5 separate regions of the Mus musculus genome follow, and all the other regions are linked to region 2. The links are chromatin loops, found by intact Hi-C in ENCODE. Cell type or tissue: heart. All regions are shown on one strand. Links, peaks and the distances in the headings refer to the core of each region. The heading gives the core; the rest is flanking DNA. Region 1 holds the start of Dock7 (dedicator of cytokinesis 7). Region 2 holds the start of Usp1 (ubiquitin specific peptidase 1). Region 3 has its middle 11 kb from the start of Atg4c. Region 4 holds the start of Atg4c (autophagy related 4C, cysteine peptidase). Region 5 holds the start of Tm2d1 (TM2 domain containing 1).

What was found. Hi-C counts contacts between places; a loop is a spot of excess contacts. Peaks named below come from ENCODE experiments on the same cell type or tissue, not always from the same donor. Only the 100,000 strongest peaks of a DNase experiment are listed, where the experiment ranks them.
Region 1: a loop joins it to region 2, with 3 times the contacts of the local background. A loop is called at or near these places in 4 of 42 quality-filtered maps.
Region 3: a loop joins it to region 2, with 2.8 times the contacts of the local background. A loop is called at or near these places in 21 of 42 quality-filtered maps.
Region 4: it touches region 2 in a loop (8-fold over the local background); 21 of 42 quality-filtered maps call a loop at or near these places.
Region 5: a loop joins it to region 2, with 2.8 times the contacts of the local background. A loop is called at or near these places in 2 of 42 quality-filtered maps.

The regions. Positions count from the first base shown.
Region 1 is chr4:99,118,357-99,124,263 of GRCm38, forward strand. Dock7 (dedicator of cytokinesis 7) reads right to left here and starts at 2,569. Exons shown (of 50, transcript NM_001369286.1): 1 at 2,369-2,569. The coding sequence starts at 2,406. In heart, for the core only: no CTCF peak of the experiment used is centred there; DNase peaks (open chromatin) are centred at 2,115 and 2,615; H3K4me3 peaks cover 2,432 bases; H3K27ac peaks cover 1,570 bases.
Region 2 is chr4:98,920,975-98,927,058 of GRCm38, forward strand. It overlaps Usp1 (ubiquitin specific peptidase 1), which reads left to right and starts at 2,836. Exons shown (of 9, transcript NM_001301414.1): 1 at 2,836-3,269; 2 at 5,462-5,700. The coding sequence starts at 5,531. In heart, for the core only: no CTCF peak of the experiment used is centred there; DNase peaks (open chromatin) are centred at 1,277 and 2,377; H3K4me3 peaks cover 4,147 bases; H3K27ac peaks cover 3,436 bases.
Region 3 is chr4:99,179,705-99,185,788 of GRCm38, forward strand. No RefSeq gene overlaps it. Among named protein-coding and RNA genes, the nearest start is that of Atg4c, 11 kb to the right of the region's middle. In heart, for the core only: a CTCF peak has its summit at 3,142 (motif pointing left); DNase peaks (open chromatin) are centred at 1,417 and 2,547.
Region 4 is chr4:99,191,577-99,197,660 of GRCm38, forward strand. Atg4c (autophagy related 4C, cysteine peptidase) reads left to right here and starts at 2,358. Exons shown (of 11, transcript NM_175029.3): 1 at 2,358-2,876. In heart, for the core only: a CTCF peak has its summit at 3,815; a DNase peak (open chromatin) is centred at 2,555; H3K4me3 peaks cover 1,819 bases; H3K27ac peaks cover 1,215 bases.
Region 5 is chr4:98,379,969-98,386,052 of GRCm38, forward strand. It overlaps Tm2d1 (TM2 domain containing 1), which reads right to left and starts at 3,297. Exons shown (of 7, transcript NM_053157.2): 1 at 3,102-3,297; 2 at 650-723. The coding sequence starts at 3,268. In heart, for the core only: a CTCF peak has its summit at 3,227; a DNase peak (open chromatin) is centred at 3,283; H3K4me3 peaks cover 1,413 bases; H3K27ac peaks cover 866 bases.

The DNA.
Region 1 (5,907 bases), core at 1-5,000, 200 kb after region 2:
CTCAGCCAGAAAAAGCTGACTAGCATGGTTCTTTATAAAGACTTCTAGACCATCATGATTTTTTTTTCACACAGCAGTAGGTTTTCACAGAGCAATGAATTTCATATATGCATATATTATGGAAAAGACTGTCACTCTGAAGAAAAGGTACTAAGCCTCATTTCATATACATTACAAAAATGAAATAGCTGCTATTTACTAAGCATTACTGCACACACGGCTTTATTCTAAGCACATTAGTTTCTTTAACCTCATAGCAACCCTATGAGAAAAGTTCTAGGATTATCGCCACTTTTAGGGCAAACAGAAATGGAATCAAGTAACTTGGTCAAGTTTAGTCAATGGGTGGCAGGGCCAGGCTGTCAACCCCAGTGTATCCCCAGAAACACTGTGCTGTTTCTGCTGGCAGGAAACTTAAAAGCAGAGCTCCGGTTTCCTCAGAAGTCTTATTTAATGATACTCAGTAAGTTTCTTCAGAAGTCTTATTTAATGATACTCAGTAACAAGGAGGACCCATACTCATCCATAATAGATACCTACTAACTGCGCACAGCATTCTGTCCTTGGTTTTCTCTCTATGACCCTATCAGCATCTCAGGCTTCACTCATCGTCTACTTCCTGATGGTTCTGAATTCGAGGTCCCCATTCTCTCCTACGTCTCAAGCCAGTACCAAAAAGCTAATAGATGTCTCCACTTAATGCTATATAAGCCCCCAAAGCCAAGATGTCTACACCTGAATCCTCACTTCCATCCAATCTTATCCCCAATTCGGAAACCACTTCCTCCTATGCACAGCTCTAGATATGAGTAGATGTCCTTCTATCATTCAGCTGGCTGCACAGCTGGAAAGCTGGGTGGCAGGAAAGGCGCATGGCCCCACTCTTCCTCAACTTCCACTCGCAATCACTCATCACTGCCATGTCTACCTAAACGTCTCCTGCAACAGCACAGGCTTCATTTCCCTGCCTTGATTTTGTAACTTCCAAGGCTAGCCTGACTCACGTTTGAGGCTGCTTTCCACAACAGAGTCTGTTTTCTGTCTTGAGACTAGTTCCATCTGATATCTCCATTCACAGAGAAGAGGCACTATCTATATTTCATACCTTACCCTCAAGGGTGTACTTACTTTATGAGATATAAACTCTAAGATCTATTTAAAAGAATTGTACAAAATGTGTCCTTTAATGGCATGCCTTAAGACCCCAAAACAAAAACTCATACTTTCCAATCCCAATTACAAATGTTCAATGATAATATGGACAATGCACTATTAAGTGCTTTATAAAAAAAATGACCATTTAAAATTCACGACAACCCAATAAGCTAGATACCATTATTACCATTTTTCAGATGAGACAACTAACATGCAAGAGAATTTCAACAACCTGGTGAAGGTCCCGATTTTAAAAACACTCAGTATTGTAATTTATCTTAGTCTACCAGTAGCACCCATATTCCTAAGAACTTATTTAAGAAGAATATGAAATACATATTTTAAAACTCAAAAAGGGTTCATTTACATCTGATCTTAGCCAAAGACAGAGATGCAATGAGATGTTAGTTTTAAATGGGAAAAAAAAAAAAGTGTCCCAAAAGCCTTAACATTGTGGGGGTCCGGAAACTAATAAAAGCTTTTCTCCAACATATCCAAAAACCTTCTACAAATATCAACAAGCTAAAAAGATTCAGAACCACAGAAATATATACAGCCATCACAAAATTTCATCTGAATGTTGCCTTTCTTTAAGCCTAAGTCGCAGAAATAAGGCTTTAATGAGACAACAAACAAACAATGCCTAGTTCCTTATCCATAAGTACATCCCATAGCTAAATTCTACAAACATCCTTCCATTTTTTTATCTGGACAGGGAGGTAAACTGCTGGGGAACCTTATCCTCGGTGGGTGGTTTACTCCTAGGCCCACGCATAAAGCCCAGTGCGGGTCGGGTCATCCATCTTCCTCTGGGGCCAGAGAAAGAACGCCCACCGAGCCCACGGGTAAGTGGGGTGCTCCCATGTCCCGCAGCCCATAACTTTGCACTGCGGCCTCAGTGTGCCTGTGCAGGCGTGGGTGCGGAGCCGCTGGGGCGGGCGGGGCGTCCGGGGTGCTGTCAGCGGTGGCGACGGGTGCGTGAGCGCCGTGGCCTCCACGCCAGTTCCTTTTGTTGGGGCGCCCGGAGCCGGGGCGTGGGCGTGGAGCGCCGGGGAGGACGCGACTGCGGACACAAAGAACCGCCGAGCTGCCGCACGCCCTGCGGGCCTGGCGGGGCGCGGACTGCAGGCCCGGGACCGCGCGGCAAGGCCCGTGGGCCGCGCCACACCCACCCTCGCACCCCGGGGGCCCGGCCGGGCTCCCCGCCGCGTACCTGCTGATCTTCTGAGCGAAGGCGCGGCGCTCCGCCATGGCTGCGGCGGCGCGGGGCTGGACGCGGGGCTGGACGCGGGGCTGGGCGGCCTCCTCCTCCTCGCGCTCCCGTTCGCGCTCCCTCCCGCGCGCTCGCCCGTCGGCTCTCCGGACCCCACCGCGAGGCTGGGCCGGCCGCTGGAGCGCGGAACCAGGGTACCGTAATGCGCCGAGGAGGCGCGCACGAGGAACCTCTCTCTGCCCCCGCCCCCGCCACCCCCCTTCGCCTCGCGCGCCAATCCCGGCTGGAGGCCGGGCTGGAAGGCCGCCGGAGCCCGCGGGAGCTGATGCGACGCCGGGTGTGGAACCGGGCCGCGAGCCCTCGCTGCCCTGCCGCCACGACCGGGAAGACCCACGACGGGGCCGTGACCGTAGCCGCCGAACGCGCGCGGGGCTGTGCTTTCCCCAAAGGGAAGGTTAGGAAATGGAAAGGGCCTTGCGGCTTGGTTCCTGCAGCTCCTGACTCCAGGCAGTTTAAAGCACCTTTCTTGCACGCCCCGACCTCGTGAGTGGGGTCTAGCTGGAGAAACAATGGCTCTTCTTTGTAGAAAGAACTCTCCCACAAAGGTGGTGTGATAATCGCTGATTTGTGGTGCATGGCCAAGCTTACACGCATGATCTTACTTAATCTCCACAACAGCTCTTTGAAGTAGATTTAGCTCCATTTTAGAGAGAAAAAAATTGTCTCAGAGAAGCTGTGACTTGCCCTTGGTCACACATGGCAAGCTCCTCCCGTGAACGTGAGACCCAGAGCCCAGGCCCTTTTCTCCAAGAACAGTTATCCCTGTAAAGAATTCTCTTGTGAGTCCTTTACAGTTACTCTGGCATTCTCATTTCATATGTATGCGTACATGCATATCCATCAGATGAACTGTTTTCCATCCTTTTGATGTTCTATAAATAGAACCTGTGTCAGTCTTGTTCTAATGCATTGGGTTCTGAAATTGTGAAACTAAGAAAAATCCTTTGGCTTCTTGTGACACCTTCCCTCCTAAATGTTTTAAGAATTTAATATACCTTATTTGCAGTTACTAAATGTCCTCTGTATCCTTGTGGAGCGTGTTAGATTGTCTCTCACCATAGCGAAACCTTCAGCTTGAAGCCTGGTCACTTGCCCAGTCATACAGAACAGAAAGCACTCATTAAGTGGGTCCAGGACTTCCCGTCTGTACCCTAACCTGGGTTTGAACCAGGTGATTGGATGCCTTTAAAACACTGGTTTACGGTGAGGATAGCCCATTCGAGGTGGGTATATATTTAACATGTACTTAAATGCAGGTATGCTAGAGCCCAAATGTGAGCTAGCTGCGGTTCTGTTTTCAGAATATTTGAGTCCATGGGGAAAGATACAGCTGCTCCAAGTCTAACTTTGCTGTAACACTGTTCCAGACCTTTCCATTGTTCATGATAGAAACCCAGTTGCTTTCTGCCTCCTCCCCATGTGACCTTGAGCAAATTACTTAAACAACCGGAACAGTGTTACTTAGTTGCAAGCATAGTGTGAAGATGCACTGAATTCAAGGTCTAAGTGTGGGGTCTGGGCTGCAGTGGGTACCTACCTAGCTGCTACAGTTTCCTCGCAGGTGTTATCAATATCCATGGTATACTTGACTTTGTCCTTGGTGCTTCAGAGTCTCTGGATGGCTTGTCTGCTTTCATGCTCCCAGGCAGATGTTGTAGGCCTTTATCTCTGCTTGACAAACATCTTCTCAGTACTCTCTTAGAGACTGAGCACATTTTGCTTTGAATAGTTCTTTGTATACATGACTCACTAGTTGCCAAAGAGTCTGAAAGGACATTGCATGCACTGTGAAGCTTACTGGAAACAGTAGGAATGGAACAAGCGGCTCAAAAAAAAAAAAAAAAAGTACCCGGAGAAATGGAGTCTGGGGAAGACTCCACACAGGAAGTGTGACCCTGACCTCAGGAAGACCTGTCCTGCAACTAACCAAGTCCAGTGTGAGCCAGTACCCATATGCCGTAGAGATCCAAACTAAAGGAAAGATACACAGACCTCAGCAATGGAAATGAAAATAGAATTGCTTTGGCTGCCCAGTGTTTATGTGCCCCACAACCCTTTACAGGCATGCATGCATGTACATGCATCTCAGTCCCCTGTTCTCTGAGGAGTTGATTACCTCACCGATATTTTTAAGAGTGTGGGGGGGGGGGGTGATCTGGTCCTGACAAATGGACCAGCCTCAGGTTAGGCACATGAATCAAGCCAAGAGCATCAGGACCATGAACCAGGGACTTCACATCATTAACTTCTTCTGGACTCAGAGCCACACAGAGCAATGAAGAGAGCAAAAATCCTGTAGGTGAGCTCCTTATGGCCCCTTATATGACATGAGCCCTGGACTTTGCTAGGGGTTTTGTTTATTCAGTTCAGAGTTTTCTTCCTTCCTTCCTTCCTTCCTTCCTTCCTTCCTTCCTTCCTTCCTTTTTTCTTTTCATCTATCTTTTTATTTTTTTAAGATTTATTTATTATTATGCGTAAGTACACTGTAGCTGTCTTCAGACTCACCTGAAGAGGGCATCAGATCTCATCATGTGGTTGCTGGGATTTGAACTCAGGACCTTCACAAGAGCAATCAGTGCTCTTACCCGCTGAGCCATCTCGCCAGTCCTTCAGCTATCTTGAATTGGATAATATTATTTAGTCTTACCTGACACAGGCCTTCAGTCAGTCAATGTACATGTTCATTCCTGGAAATACAATGTAATTAAGACTTATTTCTATCCTCAAAGAGTTAGGGAATCGTCTTGGAGAGGTAAATTCTTATGCACTTATGATGTGTGTTCAGTGGTGAGGCTGGATACTTTAGGAAGTTGGCTGAGTACATCTAGCATCAGTTTTGTAATTTAGAAATCATGGTACTCCCCCCTAGACTGCTTGCTGCATTTGAGGCAGTGTGTGAAGTGAGCAGAGTTTAACCCTTGCTTTTCTGGAAATGTCAGTAGTCTGATTATTGGCTGGCATTCAGGACCCAAGCTCCAGCCAACAAAACAATTTAGCAGGAGCCAAAACCACTTTCCCAAGAGTAGCCTCAAAAGTGTACATTAATGGGGCAGGAAACGCTCAGGACAGTCTTCCCATTAGATGTGCAAGTGTTTGAAAGGCCCTCAAACAGAAGACCCAGGAATACGGTACGGGGGGGGGGGGGCAGGAAAAGTCCCATGAGTTCTGTGTCCTATCTTTTATTGCAATACCAGTGAGGATTTGGGTTAGGGGATGCTCAGGGCTCTGAGGCTACTGTACAAGGAATATTTGCCTCATGAGATACAGTTCTGACTTTGCAAGCAGAATGTATTCTCCTTCAGCTTTGGGTAGCATAAGCCACAGCTCTTTTTTCAAACTTGGTCCTTAGGAAATACTACCAATCCATACAATAAGATGAATATATATTGCCATCCCCAAGAGCCTCTGTCAAGGCCACATAGGGGCGGCCCAGAGGAAGGAAGGGCTGGAGCATATACTTAGGTTCACTGCAGTCCCAA
Region 2 (6,084 bases), core at 337-5,336:
TGGGTTTCAGGGTTGTTTGGCTTCACAGAAAGCAACTTTTACCCACTGAACCCTGGTGGCTGTCGTCCTCCTCCTCTTCCTCTTCCTCCTGAGACAGGGTCTCTCTATGTAATCAAGATGGGCTGTGACTCACGAGTCTCTTGACTAAGCCTTTCAAGTGCTTGCATAATAGGAACACACCACAACACCTATATCTCAATATATGAAAGCATGCCAACCCACTGAATTTCTGGCAGTTCTTCTGCCCCAGCCTCCTTGGTGAGGGATTCCAGGTGTGCACCACTGTACCTGGTGCGACTCCTACCAGCTTAGCATTTCCACTGTCACTGTATTTCAAGTCACCATTCAGTCCTTGACTCTGAATCATCCTCTTCGTGGTTCTTCTTGCTTGTGCTCTGAGGTCTAGCTTTTTTTTTTTCCCCCACCACAAGTTATGGTATAAGCACTGCTACCTACTAGTTCCAATGTACTATTCAATGCTACTCAGCGAATTTAATAAGAGCTTTAACAGGACAGAAGGGGGAATTATGAGAAGGAACTTAGACAGGGAAGAGAGCCCCTTGGTCAGCCTCTGATGGCTGAGAATTCCAACTCATTTGCGGTAAGGCTGCCTACACAGTGATATTGGTACAAAGATATTTAATGCTAAAGTAACAGTAACCCAGGTTTAAGGCTGGAGTGTGGAGACAGAGCTGAGTAGAGCCTCATTCCTTTCTTTAGACATCGCCTAAGAATCTTAAATGAACTTTTAGTTCTGTTTTCCTAACTCTTCGTATCTCTGAGGGCTGGATAGTTACTTTACCCACCCCAACCCTGTCAGGAGCCTTCTAGAAACCATCCAATGATCTCATTTTAGGTTTCTTAGAAATCCTTTAGAAATAGAAACTTTGAAATCCTATAAATGACTTTTATTATTATAATTATTATTATTTTTAAGTTTCGATTGTCCCTTGAGTTTGTGCCCATTCTTGGACTGGTCTCTCTGGGATCCTTCCACTACAGCCATGTTTTCGTAGTTTATCTTTCCCTGCCCCTACAGTAAAGTATCTTTAAACTCCAAATCTGCTTCACAAACTGGCAAGTCTGAAAATGAGTTTCTGGAATTAAGCCACGAATCCCAGTTTGGACCGGGCGAAGGTCCCTAAAAGTTGACAGGAACTCCTCAGGCTGCCAGCTGACCCTGGAAAGTTGTGCATCCTGCTTGTTCCCACATACGCCCATTTCACTACAGTTCCTACCGTCGTACTTAGACTCCCTATTATCCAAGCATCCTGTCCTCATTTCCAACACCAAGCTTCTAAAGCTCCCGGTGCTATGGACACGTGTGATGTGCAGCTCATCTTCTCCCACAAATGGACCTCCCCTCCATGCCATTCAAAGTACACTTCCTGGAACTGTCTGCTGAAACGTCAGTCTTCATTATCCCATCGAAACGACCAAACGGTTACCTTTTTAAAAAAAATCTACCATTTACACTATTTCAAATCACCAGTTTAATTTCGGTCTTCAGTAGACTGTAGATCATGGAGTACATTCCCTTCGCTTGTTATCCCTACCATGCTGAAAATAGTTCAACAGGGCATTAAACAGGGCAACACACACGGAGGGCACTAAACAGGGCAACGCACACAGTGGGTACTAAACCGAGCAACACACACCGTGGCCATTCAACAGACCAACTCACGATGGGCATTAAACAGGGCAACGCACACAGTGGACATTTAAAAAACAACAAAAAAACCCCACTTGAACGGATTTGTACTGAGTTCTCATCAGCTGTAGTACCGCACTGTGAGATCATCTCACAAAAGACAGAGCATACAGAACCAAGCCCAAACCGGGTGAGGCTGTGCGGCTGCCTGTGGGTCATTCGGTACCGGCTCGCGCCAGAACCCGTTGAAGCTCCAGCCGCGAGACCAGCCTGAGAACTAAAACCCTTGTGCAGCCTGCGAGAGGGGAGAAGGACCCGAGGCTCCAAGGCGTTCGGCTGTGCACTGTCTAGCTAAGGCAGTGCTCATTCTTAACGCACAACTTGAGATAGGGTGGACCGCGGCTTCCTCGGTAAACTGGACGCCCAGCGGGCGCCGAGCAGCTAGCAAAGCGCATCAGCCATTTTCCGAGCGTCTTTGGTAACCCTTCCGGAGAGGGCACGCCAGGAGGGGGAAGAAAAAAAAAAAAAAAGAAAGAAAGAGGCGGGCCTGCACCGGGGCCTCGGCCCAGAAGCCACACCCTCCGGGCTCGCCACCTCCCCATGCTAACAAAACGGAAAGCGGAACCCTAACCTCGGCAGAGAAAGCGCGCACTGGAGCGCCAATGAGCTTGCAAAGAGCCGCTCCAGGGCGCCGTATGCTCTCCCGGGATTGGCTGGGCCTCGTTCCTTGTACTTTTTTTATTGGTCAGACTGTCTTCTCTGCCGGCTAATTGTTTTATTCGTATAGGTACTTTTTGATTGGCTCTTCCTGGTGGGGCGGAGGAATGAGGTTTTGGAAATTGTTCAGCCTGGATTGGCGCATTTGAGCACCTGAGGAAGGGGCTTGTCCCAGTCACTCCCTGTCCCATCTCCCGACCCGTAAGCTCCCTCCCCTTCAACTCGCGAGTGCTAATGTTTAAAAAGAATTAAAAAAAAAAAAAAAAAAAAAAAAAAAGAGGGCGTGAGCGAGCGAGTGAGCCTCCTGCGCGCCAGCCCGGCCTCCTGCGCAGCGCGCGCCTCTGCGAGGACCCGCGCGAGCTGCCCGTGCCGCTGCCTGCGCTGTTTAAACTGCAGAACCCGTTAGGCCCCGGGAGGAACTACCGTTCCAGCTGGTTCCGGAGCCGAGCGTGCCGGGGGCGAGGGGCGGTCGCGCGGCGGCTCGCGCCTTTCGCGCCTCTGCAACGTGGAGAGGAGAACCGGCACTTTCCGTGGACGCCACCTCCAGCCGCGACGCTGGCGCGGGCGGGGGTTCACTCGCGGGGGTCCTGAGACTGAGGAAAACGCGCCAAGTTCCCCCTCGGCGGCCGTGCGGGGACCCTGCGGCTCGGGAGCGCCGCCACCGCTGTGCGCCCGTAGCCTTCCCGGCCGGGCTGCGCCGGGGATGTAGTGGTGCCGCGGCGGGCAGGACCGAGCGGCGGCCCGGCTCCCGCTCCGCGGACGAATGGTCACTCCCCCGCGGGAGGCGCCCACCAGCGATCCCTCTCCCGGGACGGCGGCCGGGCTCACCTGTCGCGCCCGCACTCTGCCCGGCTGGTCTCCCCGGCGGCGGCGCCGCGGACTCGCGAAGGGCCATGACCGGGTAAGGAGCGCCCGGGGTTCAGGGCCCGGGGCTGCGCGGCAGGTGCTGACGGTGGGGAGGGCCCCTTAGGCTCGGGCTGCGCTGCGAGGGACTGCCGGCGGGCGCGGCGACCCCCGGGGTGGCACACCCAGGACCCAAGTGCCCCTCTGCCCACGCCTTTCGTAATGGGAGAGGCTGGCCGGGAGAAGAGATGTTTGTGATCGCAGTGTCCTGGGTCGGGGCTTGCGAAATTTTACCGCGCATTTTCTTGACTTACAGTTTCTCCAGAAGTGTGTACGGCGCCACGTGTCTTAACCCTGCGCCCAAGAGTTTGTTTTTATTGTTTCACGTTTTTCTTGAAAGAAGAGTTGAATCCTATCATTGTACACAGATTTGAAAAGTAGTGGGACTGAGGATTCACGGTGTCATTTGGTCAAGAAGACTTAGGGCTAAGTTCATTGTGCGAAGCTTGGGTTATAGTTCTGGAGAGGCTTTTTTGACTGAAAGCTCTGAGAAGGGACGTGGAGAACATAAGATTGGGCACCCGGGAAAGTGTCGCGCTCTTGGTGACCATCAGTGCTGGCTGGCTGTTTAGAGGGTCCCAGATTGGGTGGCTGGCCGAGATGACGGCCGCTGTTTGAGCTGGCTGATGACTTTTCTCTCACTGGCTCCCAGGAAGACACCTTTCCGGAGTCATTAGTGCTTGGGGGAAGTCTGACAGTTTTGCGAAGGCTGGTTTATCATTCCTAACAGGTCATTTCATCAAGAACATTTAAGGGGCCAAGAGACAAAAATTTAAGTTGCAGATAAGATGGGAAATTTTGCCAGTTGTCCAGTTTTTCCTGAGTTGGTTCCCAGAAATGGTTTCCCTGCAGTGTACAGTGAACTGGGGTGAAATGTTTAGGGGTAGAGTTTGAATCAATTTGTGTGTACCTCAACTACTTACTACTTGGGTACCTATATTTGAAACTCGTTCATATTTTTGGAATATTGGAATAGAAGGATTATCTTTCTTCTAGATGTTCCAAATAAAAAATAAATTTCTATAAAGTATCACAGGTATTGCCGTATCTCTCTTCCTCCCTCCCCCGCTCCCGTTTAAAGTTTTACCTTGAAACTTCTAGTCACATAGCTTAGAAACAATTGGAGCTGGGTGTAGCTTGGCCGTAGGACTTCCCACTGGGGAGAAGAGGCTGGCAGGTAGATTTTTGAGTTCCAGGCCAGCCAGGGCTACACTGGGAGACCCTGTCTCAAAACAGAGCATAGTTGGAAAACTAAAGTATATTGTAATCTTTAGCACACATGAGACGGGCAAGTTTTTCCGACCTCTGTTCCAGCTTTGTATGTGTAGTTCACATTGACTACAAGTGGCCTTGTAGACTGTAGTCCCCACTACTACTTTGGTTTCTTATTCATTCCTGATTTTTACCATTGTTCAGTTGCTATTTTTGTATATAGAAAATGAAATTTTGCTTAAGCCTATTGTTTTCAAACTTTGTGTGTGTATGGGTGTGCACAGGAAGTTCAGAGGGCACACTTGAGAAGTTGAGTCCCTGGGATTAAGCTCAAGTTGGTAGGGTTAGCAGCAAGCGCCCTGACCCACTGGACCATCTCACTGGCCCAGAGTTTTTGCTTCTTATTGTATGAATGATTTTAGTAAATGGATATTTTTGAGATATGGCTCTTAATGCATGTACATATACACATACCCATACATATGCATATGTATACCCACATTATGGTAATAAGAATTTAGTAGCAATTTTAAAGGAAGTTTGTGCGGGTGTGTCTGCATGCATGCATATATGTATCATTGGCATTTAAGCCAGTGGTTCTCCACCTGTGAGTCAAGACCCCCCAGTAGTGTGTCAAACAACCTTTTTTACAGGGGATTTCATATCTGGCATATCAGATAGTTACATTAATTACCATTCATAGCAGTAGCAAAATTACAGTCAGGAAGTAGCAACAATAATTTTATGGTTAGGGGTCAGCACAACATGAGGAACTGTATTAAAGGGTCACAGCATTAGGAAGGTTGAGAACCATTGATAAGCAATAAACTCTTAAGTGTCTACTGTCAGGCATTAGGTTTTGAAATAAGATGTCCTGATTTGTTCCATTCTTTTGGTAAATCTTTTCATAGTTGCTAATTTTGTCACTTACATATGATAGCTGGGGACTAATGAAATCTTTTTGTATGTGATTAATAGATTTAATTGGTGATTACAGCTTCCTTCAATAAGTTAATTCTCGTCAACTCCTTGCAATTTTGAAAGAAAATGCCTGGCGTCATACCTAGTGAAAGTAATGGGCTTTCAAGAGGCAGTCCATCCAAGAAAAACAGACTGTCTCTGAAGTTTTTTCAGAAAAAGGAAACTAAAAGAGCCTTAGACTTTACTGATTCTCAAGAAAATGAAGAAAAAACTTCTGAATATAGAGGATCTGAGATGTATGTATTTTATTTTAAATGTATTTCGTTTTCTTTTTTTTTCTTTTTTCTTTTTTTTTTTTTAAAGATTTATTTATTTTATGTGTATGAGTACACTGTAGCTGTCTTCAGACACACCAGAAGAGGGCATCAGATCCCATTAAAGGTGGTTGTGAGCCACCATGTGGTTGCCAGGATTTGAACTCAGGACCTCTGGAAGAGCAGTCAGTGCTCTTAACAGCTGAGCCATCTCTCCAGCCCCCTTAAATGTATTTCTGTACTCTGAATCAGTGAAAGAGCACTGAACTTGGGTTGATAGTTCTGTACTCAACTGAACCTGACAGTTGACAGAGGTTAAAAGAAAGTACACATTGATTTGCATTTAGCAAGATAAGGAATAAAGTG
Region 3 (6,084 bases), core at 302-5,301, 260 kb after region 2:
CTCACGTGTTGTTCTCTCTGCCTAGAGATCAGTGACGACTTACTGCTTCAGGACCAGGGTCTGAGGCCCATTCTGTCCGGTTTTAAAATTATTTCCTGTGGGCACAGAAAGCTGGGCCCTGTCGTTGTTCCTTCGAATCAAGTCTCTAGCTCTACAATAAGCCGGAGCCTGGAGTCATGTGCCAGGCACCGGAGATCTCAGCTTCGGCGGAGCACGTGATCAGATTACAGAAAGGTCAGCGACAGATCTGGTCACAGTGATGACAGTATCCAGGACATAAATGACACCTGTCACCGACGTTCCAGTGACCTGCTCCTTTCTGAGTATGTTTCTTCAATGATTTTTGTTGTTGTTGTTGTTGCTTTGAGAATTTCACACGTTCACGTGATGTATTTTGATTACATCTACCCCTCCATCTCCTCGCGTCCAATTTCTCTCCTAACCTCCGCTTCCACTATTCCTTCCCAACTTCATGTGCATGGATGAAAGGCAGCTTACGGAGCATGGTTATTCTCTGCAGGGGCTGCAACCCTGAAGGAAACTGACGCTCCCTACCCACACCTCATCAAGTACCTCAGACTCGGGCAGGATTTCATGGGCCCCGGTTCATCCATGCTGGCTTTCTCAGCTGGCTTGATCTTGGGTTTGTTGTGTGAGCATGCACTGATGGCTTGAGCTCAAGGCCTCAAGCATGCTGGATCAGTGCTCTCTCACTGCTGGATCCACCCCACCCCCACCCCCCAGCCTGTGACTTTCTTTCCTCCGCTTCAAACTGAAAACTGTTTAGAAAAGAACTCTATGCCCCCCAACTGCCCAAACACCACATTGAACCCCTGTGACTATCGGGGAGTCCGGAGGTTGAACCGACATCTCAGATCTCTAGCTGGAAAGGGTCACAGGGGAATTGTCCGCGGGGCAGCCACCCCAGCTGTGTCTCCTATTGTAAAGGAGCCAGTTTCTGACACTTCAAAAACTACTTCAAAATAATTTCGAACTTGACTGTGTTGTTGAGTTAGTCTTGTCTAGTACAGTGCATGAAGAAGCTGATGCAGACATGAACTTGATGTTTGAAGGAGTGTGGCAGAGAAAAGCAGTGTGTCACAGCAGGAACACCAAGAACCTCCATAGGAACCAGTGAGAGCTCTTTAGGTTAGCTTAGCCAATGCTGTAAAAACCCAGGCTAGTACATCTGAAAACTCAGGCTAACTGTGTCCGCCTGGAAGAAAAAAACTCCCATTTGGAGTCATCTGTGATTGATAACCACTTTCCAGCTTTCCAGCCAGCTAGGCATCATGCACCATCCACCCGTTTTTTGAGCAGCGTTTGAGTCTGGCCACTTCTATGAACTCTACTGACTTCTTGCCCAGGGCTTGGCTGTCTCTTGCTGGGCTTGTGTCAGAATCTTCTGGCGTCCACCCCAGCGTTGATTTCTGTTACAGTTGTTATGTTTGCTGTCCTGAATCTATTTTTGATCCTTGTGTCAATTCTGCCAATGTTCATTTGTGGAACACCCTATCCTAATTTTAGTCACGGGTCATACTCAGTTCCAGAAGCAGGCCCTGGGAAGACTGTCTTCACTGGGCCCATTGAATTATCAATTTGCCAACCCATTGGGTGAATTTACCTTGACCTTATTAATCATTTTAGACTAATTAGATGCAAAAATGCATATGTTGGAGCTTCTGAGAAGACAGCTTTTTGCTCCCAAAGATGTCTTTCTCTTCTTGTGTAACAAGTACAGAGGAAAACGGAAAGCATGGGTTGGCTATCCTATGAGTTTAAGGACAACAGAAAAATCAAAGAAAAGAAACCAAGAGAAGTCACAGCAAGTTCATTCCACCTCTGAATTCAGTTATATTAGACAGAAGGAGAGTAAAGGAGAGAGAGAAATAAATTGAATCTGAGGATCTTAGGTTGAGTTATAACTGTGATCAGGCTAAGAGAAATGTGAAGTCTGAGAACCCAAGAATTGTGCCTGTAAAGTCAATTTTGGACTGTATTTTTCTTTCTTTATGCAATCTGTGAGCTCCAAATCTATGCTCAGGCACTGTTTATTGTTTTGCATTTTTGTATTAATTCAGTAAGAGCTTACTAATTACGTTCATTTTTGCATTGCTATTGATGTGTGAGATAGGATGCATCAAGTACAGTCTCCGAAGGGATTTTGCAAGTCTAGTTAGAGAGACAGGTGTGAAAACAAATTGCTTGTAACACAGACACTGTGACAGGTGCTGGAGCCAGAAAACAGTGCCCACAGCTTGCTTCTGCTTGCTTCAGACAGTACGAGCGCTAACCAGGAGGTCACAAGGGACAGAACCCCAATTTCAGACAGTCTATATGGAAAATGGAATTAAGAATTCCATGGCAAAGCTGACTGGTGGGTTCCAGTTGGCTTTAGGGTTTCTTTCCAGCTTAATTTCTTCTCCTTGAATCTCATTTTCTTCTTCAAAGGCCAGTCTGAAATGGATTTGGTGGCATGCCAAAACCAGTGAGCACTGTGAGTAGTAGACACTGTTTCCTCAGCTCTTGGGATTGTTGGCTCCAAGGTCAGCCTCCCCGTGGGAACTGTCTTGGCGTCTCACTCAAGGTTCTGTGACCTCCCTGAGTACAGCCTCCAACCGAAACCAATGAAATGGGTACAAGGGCCCGAACGATTATCTTGATGTTTGAAGGGATATCCAAGATTTAGGGTCACCTATGGAATAAGTTGAGGGGTCTAATGTTGCAGGAAATAATAAAAATCGAACCGGCACGTTCCCACGCTAATGCACACACACACACACACACACACACACACACACACAGAATCCATTTATTTATGACAGACAGATGAAACAATTGAAATTCTAGGTCCCAGCTAAAAATGGTCTCAGAACTATTTTATTAGCTATTAACAATATTAAGTTTAAAATATGGAGCTTTTGACAGAACAGATACCTCTATATGTGAATTTATTACTGTGGATGTTAAGTCTTATTTGAATATAGGCTAACTCATTCCATAATTCCTGCAGAAGTAGGTCTACTCCATTTTTTTTTTAAAAAAAAGTGTTCTTTTTTTTAACACTTTTAGAAGTTCCTTTTAGAAGGAACTGAAAAATCAAATATCAAGTTACTATCGCCATCTACTGGCCACTGGGTGAAATAGGTTTAATTCACTGGGGTTTTATGCCTGCTTGCTTGTTCTCCAGTAAAGGAGACTGAGCACAACTTCAGTGGAAGCTTGCTCCACGGAAACTTGGCACTATGCTTCATAATTAAGGAGGGTGCCATTAATACATCAGTCCCAATTTATGACAAGTAGATTCATGCTTGGGAATTGCTTGAAAGAAAACTCTGTGACAGAGTTAAAACTAGAAAACCAATTAGCTGCTATCCTTTCGTGGTTCACGTGTCCTTGGCTGCTTCCTGTCCTTCCTTGTCGTCCAACACTGCCCATGCTTGCTCTCCTTCCAAAATGTTCTACTGTAGTCTCATGTAAAGCGTGTGCGCGTGCGCGCGCGCGCACACGCACACACACACACACACACACACACACACACACACACACACACACTATAGGCTAGGATCTGCGTATGAGTAACGGGTGACGTTTACCTCGATTAATATCGTACAATCTAACTCCATCCATTTTTCCTGCAATCTTTTCTTAACTGTTACATTATTTTAAGATTTGTATTAGATTTATTCAATCATTTTATGTGTGTTTTGCTTGTATGCACGTTATGTATACTACTCGCATGCCTGGTGCCCGCAGTGGTCAGCAGCGGATACCTTGGAACTGGAGCTACAGCTGGAAGTGAAGCATCCCGTGGGCACGAGGAATCAGACCGGGGTCCTCTGGAAAAGTGGCATATGCTTTATTGTTCATTGTCTCTCCAGTCCTGAAACCCTTTCAAGCCTTCTTGTTTGCTTGTTTCTGTTTTTGTTTTGAGGCAGGGGTCTCACTGTGGATGGAGGTTTGCCTGGCCTGGAGCTCACTGTGTGGATCAAACTGTCTCCACTCACTCATTCTCAGCCAGCCAGTTTCCTCATCTGTGAGATTAAAGTTGTGTGCCACCATGCCATGCCTGGGTCTTTTCTCTTTAGAGCTGAATAATGTTCTGTTTTATCTTATTTTTTTCTCAAAGATTTATTTATTTATTTATTTATTTATTAAAAATAACATTGTAGTTGTCTTCAGACACACCAGAAGAGGGCATCAGATCTCATTATGGATGGCTGTGAGCCATCATGTGGTTGCTAGGATTTGAACTCAGGACCTTCGGAAGAGCAGTCTGTGCTCTTAACCGCTGAGCCATCTCTCCAGCCCTATGTTCTGTTTTATAACTGTAGCAGGTGTTCATTATTTGGTCGTCGATGATGGACATTTAATTCCTTCCACTGCCTTGCCACAGTAAACTGAGCAATAGTAAACACCGATGTGTACATCTCTCTATGGTAGGATACAGAGTTCTCTCAGCCATTACCCAGGAGTGGGATATGTGGGTCACATGGTAGTTGCCCTTTTGATGTTTCGGAGGACCCTCCATGCCGATTTCCTTAGTGGCTGTATTAATTTGCATCCATCCCATCAGCAGTGACTACGTTTCTTCTTTCTTTATGTCCCCCTTGACATCTCTTGTCAGATTTCTTGATGACAGCCCTTCTGACTGGGGTGAGGTGGTAGCACAAAGTAGTTTTAATTTTTCATTTCCCCACTGACAAGCGATTTTGAACTTTAGAAAAATAGTTATTTGGTATTTATGTTTCCTCTGACAGAAACTGTATTTAGTCCATTAGTTCACCCGTTGATTGGCAGCTTTATTTCCTTGGTATTTAAATTCTGCCACTGCTTTTACGTACCATTTTGTGTTCATTGGTTTATGTTGAAATAGAATACGTTAGAAAAGATCAATGATTAAATTCTGATTTATGTTTTTTATTTAGTGATTTATTTAAAGCACCGTTTGGACTGAATATCTGCCAAGCACGACTACCCTTGCTACCTGTAACAGAATGACCTGGAAAAACAACAGAAACAGTGGGTCATCGCCCTTAACACCCTGCTGGCTGTCACGTATGCTTCTCAAAATCTGGCTTGCTTGCCTGTCCCACCTTGTGCTTTTAAAGTATAAAATGAGAAACTGAACTGGACCCAGGATCAAAGTGTTTCAGGAGCTGTCCTGGCCTTGGTCCACTGTGACTCTCCTCTCTTCCTTCCCACTGGTATGGGAGTGCTTGTTCCAGAAAGACACCCACACAGTGCCTTTAATGATTAGCCTGATGGAGGCGAAACTCAGATGGTGGCAACAGCAGTCCCGTGGCAATCATTTTCCTGCATCTGGATACCCAGACTCTGAATAGAAGTCCTCTGGTGATTCTGGGTGATGCCTCCTGGGTATCCAAGTCCATGACACGCAGCCGTACTATAGAGAACACCATCAGAAGAATGTCTCCCATTTCTGCCCTGGAAGGGATCCCGGCAGCTTATCCAGAAAGAGCCTGATACCTTGCACATAGCTAGAGCCACCCCAAACGCTTTGGTGTTTGGGTAATCTGAAATACAGATTAGGACTTATAGCCCATTGGTGATTTTCTGGGAAGGAATATCCATCATGTAGCACACATTACTGACCTACTTGAACCCTAGTACTGATTCTTGTTTCAAGCCATCAAAATGAGCCCTTAGCAAAATGAATCTTAAAGTACTACTGATGGGCTCTGGATGTGGCCCCGAAGAGTGTTGCCTGGTGTGAACAAATTCCTAGGCCTGATCCCAGGGCCACATGGACTGAGTGTGGTGCTGCCTGCCTGTAGTCCTAGTCTCAGGAAGTAGAGGCAGGAGGGTCAGAAGTTCTGTCTTAAAACAAAAACGAAACAAAAACAAAAACCCAGCCAACCACACACAATTGGGCAGAATTTAACCCGCCCCTAGAATTCCTGAAATAACAGGTTAGCTGAGGAGGCTACTTTATTTTTGAAAATTTAAAATCGTACATTATGTGCATGTAAGTTGCTATTCTTGACATGCTTAATTTTAGACATTTTTGCTAATGTGTGTATGTTCATTAATGTGAACACCTTCATGGTGATTCTTGGCCTC
Region 4 (6,084 bases), core at 497-5,496, 270 kb after region 2:
AAGGATGCTGTGGAGCCTCTCGCATGGTTGTGCACACAAAGAAACTCTTGAGAATTTTTTGGTTTGTACAAAATACAGTGTTTAGGACCTGAGGGACAGAAAGGTTCAAAAGGCAGTTCTTGCCTTTTAGAAGGTAGATCAGCTAATAAAGGGTTACAATTTAACAAATGTTTGATTGCGCAGTCAAGTTTATATACACTTTTTTTAACTTTGTAAAAGCGGAAGCTCTCTTCTCTGCCCTTTCCCCTTGACATTTCTCCTAATTATCTCCTAATTATCAACTCTACCCCTGCTCCAGGAACAGCTAATAAGTGCTTTGTCCCTAATCTGTTGAAATGAGCAGTCTGTCCAGTTTTGACTCTTATGTATATGGCAAGTGGCTGAAGTAGACAAAGACACATTTACAGGCAAGACTACTGCTGGGAGCTGCAGCTCTAAGAATCTCTAAAAAGCAGTCTGTTACATAAATTATGTACTTTTAAACCCCTCTTCCTTTACACAATTGAACATTAAAACTGCTTTAGAACCATGTCTACCAGAAATGAAGCATATTTCAAAAGCTTCCTTAATATCACTGTAACTTAGTGTTTATTTACCACAAACACCAGTGAATCCCATTCCCCCTAACTATAGTTCATCAGCATTCCCACCCAGTCACTACTGGAAATGTTCTCTCCCACTGCAATTCCAGTTTGGTGCATGAGTATGAAAAGCAGCAGACTCTTTTCCATGATCATAGATTTTAAATATTTACTTGCTTGTACTGCATAATTTAGCACACTGGAGTCGGAAAGGGGTTTATATGGTAGTGGATTCCTTGCCAGTGTTAGAGAATAGAAAGTCCCTCTGTGACTCCCTTGTGAGACTGTAAAAATGTAAGGCATTACCGTTTCCTTTTCTAACCAATTAAAAAGTTTGTTTTACCATAAATCTGCAGAAAGCCTCTGCTTGTGGTATACATATAATATACCATACTTTTCTATAGTTAGCATATAAATCCAAGCCTCGGTTCTCATGGTTTGTTAATATAGTATGACAAAAAATTAAAATACAGCCATTCTGGTAGCACATGTGTGATGGTAAATCTCGGTGGTCAGTTTGACTACATCTAGAATTAATTCAGACCAAAGCTGCTGGGTACTGTAGTGAGGAGTTTTCTTAATCAGATTATTTGAAGAAGAAAGACCCACTCTAAATTTAGACCACATTTTTTTGGTAGCAGTCCAAATAAAAAAAAGGAAGGAAACTGTTCTACATCCATTTGCCCCACCTTTGCTGGCAAGTTTATTTGTCCAGTTGCTGCCAGTACTAAATCCAATTTCTTTGGAATTGAAATGAAGACAGTGCTCCAGGAATCTTCCAGGATCCAAGTGCCAGAATGGGATTTCTGAGACCTGTAGCCTCATGGACCAATTACCAGAGTCTTGGCCTTTTCAGTGTGAGACAGCCATTGTTGAACTACCTGGACCACATCCTGTAAGCAAGTCTAATATACACTCCTCTTATCAGTTCTGCTTCTTAGAGAACCCTCATACAAGTCCTTATAGAAGTTATGAGAAGGACAGCTTGTGAGATCTGTGCTATCTCCTCTCCAAGTCATCAGAAAGTGTTCTGCATTTCAAAATATGAAACAAACTATCCAAGCAGACAAAGGAGCAGATACCTTGTTATCTATGCTAATAAATGACCCTCTTGTTGTCTTGTTATACCCCTGTCCGGCCCATGTGACTGGTGAATAAATTGCTCTAGTAATTAATTCTAGGCAACTGTTTTCATGAGACTAACATGAAATAACTTTCCCAGCGTCCTAGCACAGATCTCTTATTCCAACACTAGGGGATTGAGAGAAGATAATGAGTTCTGGGTCAGTCTGGCTGTATTGCAAGTCCCTATCTTCAAATAAAACGCCACTCAATTCTAATCGTGAAACAGTTAAAATTCAAAGAACATATTTTGTATTCCAGAAGGCGTTCATTCTCTCGATGTTTAACTGTTTAACTGTCTGGTAGCAGAGATTGTTGATTTTTTTCCCCCTTGTAGTTTCTGCTCTTATTTCTTATGTATTGCTCCAACAGTCTGCGTTACTGAAAACAATATATTAGTAGAATTACATGTTGACATCATTTAGTATATCTCTCCCGATTTTTTTTTTAAAGGCAGGTCCTGTACTGTAATTCTTAACATGAATCTGAATGTGAAAACTGAATGCTCCACCAGGATGTAATCAATACCCCATACCACAGCTTGCCTTGGAGTAGACAGACTGTTAGTCTTTTAATCCAAGTGGGCTTGGTTTTAAGGACCCAGAGCTCTGTGCATGCTGGATCTTGTAGTCCCGAAACCGCAGACGCTCACCGTGCGTGGCGGGTAGTAGCTGAAGTCCAGTAGTTACAGTTACGAGGGACAGCTGTAAATCTAACTTGGGCCTGCCCCTCACAAATGAACTGCTCTAGGCTCTGAGCTTGCAGCCCGGGAGCTTAGGGTCTCCGACAGGGCTTCCTGCAGGACCGCGGCCTGCGGAGGCTTCGGTGTGCTGTGCTACGGTGGCCGCGCGGGGCCGCGGGCCGCACGTCCTGCGGTGCGTACGCGCTGTTCGGAGCGGCTGCTGGAGCCGACGCGCGTCTGGTGTGGGGACTCCTGCGCGGCTGTACAGTTATCCAGTCCCGTGTCGCCGAGGGGTCGGCTCGAGGCTGGCGGAGTGGAGAAGGTTGGAGCTTGGTGTTTGTAGTCTACGAATGGCCGGTTCTGGGGGCGGCCCTGCCCTTGGTGCAGACCCGTGGCCAACCGTCTGGGTTCCTGGAGGGTTTTGGAGCCTCTCTCGATTCTGCTTCCTCCTGAGGGTTATCTTCTGACGACTCCTCCTCGCCCTTTGAACTGTAAGCCTTCCAGTGGCCGGCTGTTCTACCCTTCTTGACCAGGAAAGGTTTTCTCCCTAGCCGCCGTATCCCATTGACTCTTCCTTGTTTCTCTTCATTTAAAACAAAAAGAGTGTATGTGTGGGAAATGTTAGATCTCAATCTGTCCGTCTGTAGCCCCGTTGCCCCTTTCGTTGTTTGAAACCGCAATCTGTAGCATTATATACCCTGGCTGTGCTAATAACGCTGACTTCATAGACCGGCTTTTGCTCATTCTCACATGCCCACCCACATCTGAGGGTTATTGAAGTTGGAAACTCAGACTACAATCTTCCGTGCGATGACCCGACATCACTGGGTCAGCTCAGCATAACTCTGCTTGAGTTTATTTTCTTAGGGTTTTTGTCGTATATTTTTGTTATCTTTATTGATTACTTTTCCACACGAGGTTCATTGCGACCTCGGGGCTAAGACTGTATTATTTTATAGCTTTTTAATCTTTGAATTACTTAGGTGAAGATTTCCTTCTGTTTGTTTACCTTTTCTGACCTTACATTCCCTTGGGAGTTTGGAATTGATTTTGTGTCAGTTGATAGCAGATAGACACAAAGGAGTGATCTTTCCTGCCTGCTGCTTGTGGCTTTTAATTAGATTATGAGTCTTTGGAAGTGCCCAGAGGGATTGGAAAGGTTTTGAAATGTATTTTCGGAGTTTCAAATGATAAAGCTTTTATTTTTCCAACTAGGGAAGAGTTCTAATTAGTCTAGTGTCTGAAGCTAATTAACTGGTTCACCTGCCATAAGAATTTGAGAACTGAAGTTAAAAACTGGGCAATGTGAGGGATTGTCTACATTAGTAAAATGAGTTTAGAGGCCCCCTTAATTGATGCTTTTTCTATAAAAGGGGATGCACATATATTTTAAAAAGAATATTTTGTTATGTGGGTGTTTTTCTACACATATGTCTGTTCATCATGGGTATGCCTGCTGCCCCCTGAAGTCAGAAGAGGGTATGTGATCTCTAGGGACTGGAATTGCTGATGATTACCTTGGGTGCTGGGAATCGAACCAAGGTCATCCACAAGAGTAGCCAGTGCTGGTGACTGCTGAGCTAACTCTTTAGCCTGGATACAAATATATTGAAAAATGTTTTGTGAAACTCTTTTTTTGAAGCTTTGTTCTTAGTAGTCTGATAGAATTGGTTAATGCTTTTGTATTGCTATTTGCTAATGTTATACACAGAGATATTTGGTGTCTTATTTTCTGGGAACCCTGTAATTTAAGTGACTTTCCCAGCTGCCTTTTTAATTATTGTGTTGCAGTGTTTCTAATACTTCTTTGTTTTGTTTTGTTTTGTTTTAAAACAGTCTAACCACACAACCTGGGCTAACTCAACTCTTTCTTCCCACCTCGGTGTCCAGAGTGCTGGGTTTATGGGCGTGTGTCATTCTTCTTTAAGAGATACAGTCTGTAACTATCAATAAAATTAAAACATATGCTTCTGAGTTGGGATTATTTCTAATCAATCTGAAATACATTCAGTTATGTTTGCTATTATAAATGTATACTATTTTAGAATTGGTGGGTGCCTGTAATTCCAGCTCTCAGGAGGCTGATGCAGGAGGAGTTCCATGAGTTTGAGGCCAGGCTGGGGCACATAGTTTGTTCTAGGTCAGCTTGGGCCATAGAGTGAAACTCTGTCTCCAAACGTAACAAAACAAGTAAACACTAAACCACCAACCAACCAAACAACCAACCAAACAAAATGACTTCCAGGAACAAACAAAACCCAACATACTCATTTTCAGAATTCATTCATGAAATTCTTTACTGGAAAAAAGGTAAGAAGCTAGCTACATAACTACATAATTTTTAAATATACTTTCCTGAGAGTTTTGAGTTTCAAGTTGACTTTTTTCCTGAGATTTTAGTCACTTACTAGGCAGTTCTTGAATTCTTACTATTTAATGAAATGATGACTTTCACTGAGACCACCTTGCCTCCATGGCTCATCTTTGTACTATATAAGTTCAAAGCATCATCTCCTCATTATATGAACGCAGTAAGCTATTATTATCGATGCTTTGAAACTCTTTCTTTCTTTCTTCCTTTCTTTCTTTCTTTCTTTCTTTCTTTCTTTCTTTCTTATGTGAGTACATTGTCGCTGTCTTCAGACACACCAGAAGAGGGCGTCAGATCTCATTACAGATGGTTGTAAACCACCATGTGGTTGCTGGGAATTAAACTCAGGAACCCTGGAAGAGCAGTCAGTGCTCTTAGTCACTGAGCCATCTCTCCAGCCCCAAGTCCAGGTCTTTTTGATGCTTCTCCATGCATGAAAGCTGCAAAGATTTGTTCTTTATCTTGGGATGCTTAAAGAGCATCAGCTCAGCAAATATGGGTGCTAAGGGGCCATTTTATATCTATCCATTTCTATGTACCTTTCTGTTTGTATATCCATCTATTTTATAGCTATCCTTCCATACCTAACATCTATGTATCCTTCTATCTATGTGTCTATCATCTATCTATCATCTACCATCCTGTGATGAGACTTCATCTCTATCTTAAGTAATGGGCAGAAATTGCTTTAAGTAAAAGTTACGAGGAAAGAATTGCAGGTGGAAGGAAGCATTAAGTGAACAGATCCCTAAAGCTGAACTGTAGAGGCTAGAGACTGGAAAGACAGCAGTGGGCTGCTTCATGTCGCCAGCTGCCATGCACTTAGCAGGTACACAATGCCTGCACTCAAAGAAGACACTTTTAATGAAGCAGTGGCAAGGGCTCAGATGTGAAGTGCTTGAGCTGCATAGTCCTAAGTGACTACATTGAGAATGGAAGGAATCTGAGAGCCGTTGGGGAGAGGACCTGTGTACCATGTATTTGCTGTTGAGTTGTGTGGGGATGGGCTAGCAGCCTAGAGACCAGGATGGCTGGTTGTCAGGTTTGAAGAAGTAGACCAGGTAGGTGACTTGTAGATTGACCTGTTTTTAATCAAATCATAGGACTTAACATAATTTTCAAAATTTACTATTTTATGAGTTACCGTCAATTAAACAGGCTACGATTGTCAACTATACGATATGTTTTGGTTTCAGAGTTAAGTTGCAAAATTTTGTTACCAGAATTTATGTCATTAGGTATTCCTTATGTTGGAAAGTGAGCCTTATAAACACTTTGTCTTTAGGACTATTTATGAATCCATTTGTAGTCTTTATCACACATATAAC
Region 5 (6,084 bases), core at 439-5,438, 540 kb before region 2:
CACAGAGAAACCCTGTCTCGAAAAGACCAAAAAATAAAGAGAGAGAGAGAGAGAGAAAGAAAGAAAAAAACAGAAGCACAAAACCTAACTAAATAACTGTATTTATATCTCTATAACAAAGCTTGGGAAGCAGAAGGAAATACAGGGATAAATACAGTTATCCTGACTTAAGTATTACACACACACACACACACACACACACACACACCATTTTATCAGACAACTAATATACAACAGTTAGTTTTTATAAATCAGTTAAACATAAACTTAATTAAAAACTTAAAAGCATGATCTATATAACAGATTCTAATGCTATACAATAAATATGCATAAAAACACCCCAGATTATATAATTAAGAAAACTTGTTTCTTAACCTAAATAGTGACACTGGTTATAACTCTGCAGGAGCATGCAAGGACCCCTGGGTTCAATCACAAGCACAAAATTAATTAGTTAGTTAACCAACTAATTAATTGAATGTTGACAATTTTAATCAATTTCCAAATCTAAATTATTCTAAAAACTGAACAATATTATCTAACACAACATAAAACACATTTATTAATTACCCTTAGGGGTCATGCACTGTTACTTGAAATAGGTAAAATTTTATAAAACATTTCAAAGACATGATTCTAGAAATCTTACCATGAGCTGTGTAGTTTGTACAATTAACTGGTTCTTGCGTAGCATCATTTATTTTTGGTTCTTTACAAATATATGTTTAAAAAGTTAAGGAAATTTGAATTATATTTCTAGCATAAAACACTATGTTTTAAATGTCTTACATACTCCTACTGATTCACATGTACAGAGAGGCTTTAAGTTTGTACTAATCAACAAACTCAGACACAATTACACTTTTAAACTTGCTGTGGTGGTGCATGCTTTTAGTCGCACTTGGGAGGCAAAGGCAGGAAGATCTCTCGAGTTCAAGGTCATCATCTACAGAATGAGTTCCAGGTCTGACAGGGCTATGTTGAGACCCTATCTCAAAACAAAACACCCAAATACACTTTTTTAGTGTTCCCTAGAAAATAGTTGAAAGTTAAATTATTGTATAGAAGTCATAAAATAAATTTCTATCAAAAGTTCTAGCAGATGATGCCATCTTCGAAGAATATCAATCCGGGAACAGACAGAAAGCAGCATCAAATTAAAAATCTTCACCAAATTATTTTTAACTTTAAAAACAGATCAGTTTCCAGAGCTCTGGATTCAACTAATTCACACTTAATTCCATGTAACACAAACAGATGAGGAAGATATTGTTATTCCTATGCCACAGAAGCACTAGCTGAGTGTTTAACTTTGAGTGGCTTATCCAGTCATGTAAGTGACAGGCAGCCAAATCAGATCTGTTGACTCAAAGCTGGGATACTGTGCATCTGTTGTAGTTGTTATCTCTGTGGTCAGTGGCTCCAGTAGGATCTTAAGTTACTGAAAACCACTCTCGAATAGATGTTAGAACAATAAGAATGTTTCTAAGTTTTATTGTCCAAAGATTGTATGGTTCACACTGCAATGGGATAGGTATGGTGCATACAGGGTGTCTCTAGTCACAGGTGGACCCTTATTTGGACTTCTGAATCACTTCTGGAAAGGTCATCTTTAGTTAGTTGTCATTAAGGCAATGTTCAGTTGTCACCAGAGTTCTACAGGCTCAGTCACTTCTCACAAGGGTTCAATAGCTCATAATCAGCTCAAATACTTCTTAGAAGGACACTCTCATCTTTCCTAAGACAATGATAAACTCAGTATGTCAGCAACTCCCTGCATAATGGGGTTGGCAAAGCAAATTAGAGGTAATCTGTGCAAATCTAATGCATGCTCTCCTTAACTCACAGATCTCTCTCTCTCTCTCTCTCTCTCTCTCTCTAAGTCAGGGTTTCTCTGTTTCTCCTGGCTGTCCTGGAACTCACTCTGTAGACCAGGCTGGCCTCAAACTCAGAAATCTGCCTGCCTCTGCCTCCCGAGTGCTGGGATTAAAGGCTTGGGCCACCACTGCCTGGCAGATTCTCTTAATTGTAAGATTTTTCTTAAGACTCTTTCTTGCTTCTGCAGGTTTGAGGATCTGTACACAAATGTCTGAGGCACTGTGTCAGTACCCAAAGTTTTGTTCAAACATAGTTTTTTGAGTATAACACGAATTTCACCTTGTTGCTCTGCGGTGCGCTAATGTAATAAGACAGTTCACCCATTCCTAAATCAGATTTCTCATCTGTAAATAAACACCCAACGAAACTGTTGTGGTAATTAAATTAGCATAAATGCTCCCTTAAGTTGGTAGTCACTGGTATAAGTATGTTTTAGACTTAAATTATTTGCTCATTCAAAAGCCCCCACCCCTAACTATGGCCAGTTGATGGCTGCTAAGTTAGAGAGTCATAGGTTTAAGTCCCAGGTAAGGCAACCATGCTTCAGCGAATAGCCCCATACCACTGTAGATATGAACAGCACATATCTGACTCCCTGTGTTAGTTTTCTTTTTTTTTTTTAAGTGTGTGTGGTAGGGGTCGAGGTTAAGGGGGAGTGGGAGGGAAGACAATGTAGAAGGAGTTTGAGGTTGAATATGATCAAAATCCACTGGGTGAAATTCTCACAAAGAACTAATACAAATATTACATTTTAAAACATCCAAGAGGATCTCTAATTTTAAAACATAATAATAAGTTGTCTAAAATCACAAAGTGAAGCCATCTGAGGATGGCTGTAGGTGATATATGTTACGTTAATGACAAGTGAGACACATGCATTGGTTCACTAGTAATTACTTGTCTCCCTCAACACCTGCAAACTTTCAGGAACGCGTCGAACAATTTTCGCATCTTTTGTGTCTGGGACACAACCTAGATGTGTGTGTGTGTGTGTGTGTGTGTGAGTAAGTGGGCAAGCCGGTAAAATCCATGGTCAATCGGAGAAGGAAGTGCCAACCACTGATCGGTCCAGGGAAAGCCCACGGTGCTCGCCCTTCGTCCCCACAGCCCTCCTCACCTCCCGGGGTCCAATGGTCACTAGAGCCACAGCGGAGGCCACGGTCCCCATCCCACAGCCCGGGGTCCAGCTGACCGCCTGAGAACGGCGGCTTTCCGGAGGATATTGTCCCACCCTGAGGTCCTCACACTTGGGTGTCTCCTCGCCCCCGACAGCGCCAGAGGCAGCAGCCCCACAGTGTCCCGCGGCGACCGTCACGAGCCACAGGGTGCGGAGAAGGCCCGGAGGCCCCGCCGCTGGGGAAGCCCGACCCGCGGGCCAGGCGGCCGCCATGTTGGGCACCGCGTCCTCGCGCTTCCGGTTCCGCCTCCTAGAGAAGGAAGGGCCTTAAAGGGGCCTGGCAACCGTGGCGCAGCTTAGGGCTTCTAAAGGCTACTCCCTAGGATAACTTGGCACAGCTACATCAGCGAGGTTTTCGAGGGTTGTTGTTGTTGTTGTTTAAATATGTTCGCTTGTTATCTTTGAGCAGGGACCATCTTAATCTCTGTATCGTTCCAATTTTAGTATATGTACTGCCAAAGCAAGCATGGAAACTTTAATAATAATAATAATAATAATAATAATAATAATAAAAACATGCCCATGTCCCAGGGAGACTGCTCAGAGTGTAAAGGCACTTGTTCCGGAGCCTGAAAATTATTTAAATTCAATCCCTGGAACCCACATGATGGAAAAAAAAAAACGGATTTTCACATACACACACACTTTTTAAAAAACTGAATAATTATATAAAAAAATACACGTTTGGGAGTCTTCTCTAGTAGCTTCCCTGAGAACCCTCACAAGGAGACAGAAACTGCTCCTTCTGATGAGCCCCAGCTCCTGGTGGGCACCAGTGTTGATCCTGGAGGCTCTAAAGGATGAGGGTTTCCCTAGGGTTGGAAGAATTTAGATTTAGACTATCTAGAAGTGACCCAAGTGCAATTCTAGATTGCTGTAGACATTATATAGTGGACAAGTGTTCGAGGACAGAATATTGGGCTGAAGAGATGGCTTAGGAGTTGAGAACACTTGCTGGTCTTACAGAGAACCAGGTTAGGTTCCTAGCACCCATGTATTGGCTAAAGCCCTGTAATTCCAGTTCCAGATTGAAGGTCCCCTTCTAGCCTTCTCAAGCTCTATGCACATATTTGGCTCCATGGGTAAAATCCTTTGTTGCTCTGCCTGACAAATGAATTCAATCCCTGGGACCCACAAGGTGGAAATAGCAGACAAAACACTCACATGCATAAAATAAAAATAAATATTGAAAAAGACAGAATATCAGTTATACATCTTACACAATGATAAAAGAACCTTTCCACTTAACTACTACTTGGACTCAGAATGTTCTAGTGATTTTTTAAAATACAACATAAACCCAAAGGACTAAAGGAAGCAATTCTGTGCCTCAGGATTATTGAAATTATGATAGAATTAGATGGTTTCCTGCTGAGTGCAAGAATACTGCTGATCTGTGTATCAATTTTAATACAGATTTAAAACAATTACTTAGAACTGCTGATGCTTTGCTGATTAATCCCATTACTGGATCTATTTTATGGCTTTAGTGATTATCTTTATTCTCTTCCACAATATGTAAATTTAAAAGAATTAAAAGGATTCTGTAAGACAGCAATGAAACTATAAAACTTTTGACTCCTGAGCTGGGATAGTGGTAGAGTTGCCTAGCAAGCACAAGTCCCTGGACATAGTCCCCTGCATCCCATGGACAGAAAATTGACTCTTGAATTGATGATGTATTAAAGTATTGATGATGTGTCACTTCCTCTTACAAGCCTCTTACGTCTGTAATAAAGTAACTTCTCTGTTTTGCAGTCTCATGATCACATAAATTACCATGATCACATAGCTGCTACATTATTTAAATTTGATAGAAACTTAAGCCTCATTTTTTATTTTCATTCTTCTCTCATAGATTGCATTTCAACTAGTTTCCCTCCCCTCCCCAGTCTTCTCTCTTTCTCTCTCCCCAACCCCCCCCCTCTCTCTCACACACACACACACACACACACACATCCTGCCCCTGCTCTGCCTCCTCTCAGAAAAGAGGAGGCCTTCCAGAGACTTCAACCAAACACAGCATAACAAACTACAATAAATTCAGGCACATAGCTCATATCAGATCAAGGCTGAACAAGGCAATCCAGTAGGAGGAAAGTATGTCTTGTTTCCCCCACGAGTAGAAAAAAGAGTCAGGGATCCCACTGCTGGGATTCCTACAAAAACATCAAGCTACGCAGCCATAACTTATGTGCAGAGGACCTAGGTCAGATTCCTACAGGCTCCCTGACCTCTGTAAGTGCCCATAAATCCTGGTCAGTTGATCCTGTGGATCGTGTTCTTGTGGTGTCCCTGTTGCCTCTAGTCCCTTCCTCCCACCTCATCTGCAGGACTCCTGAGCTCTGCCGAATGTTTGGCCGTGGGACTCTGCATCTGCTTTTATCAGTTGTTAGATGAAATCTCTCTGATGGCAACTATGCTAGGCTTTTGTCCCAGAACACTCTCACGTCAGGACAAACTGTAGCTTGAAGGTTTTGTGACTGGGTTGGTGTCCTAAATCCCTCCACTTGAGGGTTACAGAAGATGGCCTGCTCAGGATCCATGTCCTACTTGACTAGGAGGTGTTGCTAGAGTTACTCTCATAAATTTTATGGAGTTTCCATTGCACTAGGTTTCTAGCTGACCCTGAAATACATCTCAATTCCAACAGTTTCTCCCAGTCTTTTCTCCCCGACCCTCATCACTCCTATTCCATACCTGCCCCAATCCTTCCTGGAAGTCTATTCTATTTCCCCTTCCCTGAGAGCTCATTGCATCCTCACTTATGTTCCCCCCCCCCCCTTACTTCACAGCTAATAGTCATTGTGAGTACACACCATGTTTGTCTTTCTGAGTCTGAGTCACCTCACTCAGAATGGTTTTTTTTTTTCTAGTTCTATCAGTTTACCTGCAAATTTCATGTCACTGTTTTCAGCTGCTGAATAATACTCCACTGTGTAAATGTACCATTTTGTCTTTATTCATTCTTTGGCTGAGGAACACATATCTTGTTTCCAGTTTCTGGCTATTACTAATAAGGCTTTGAA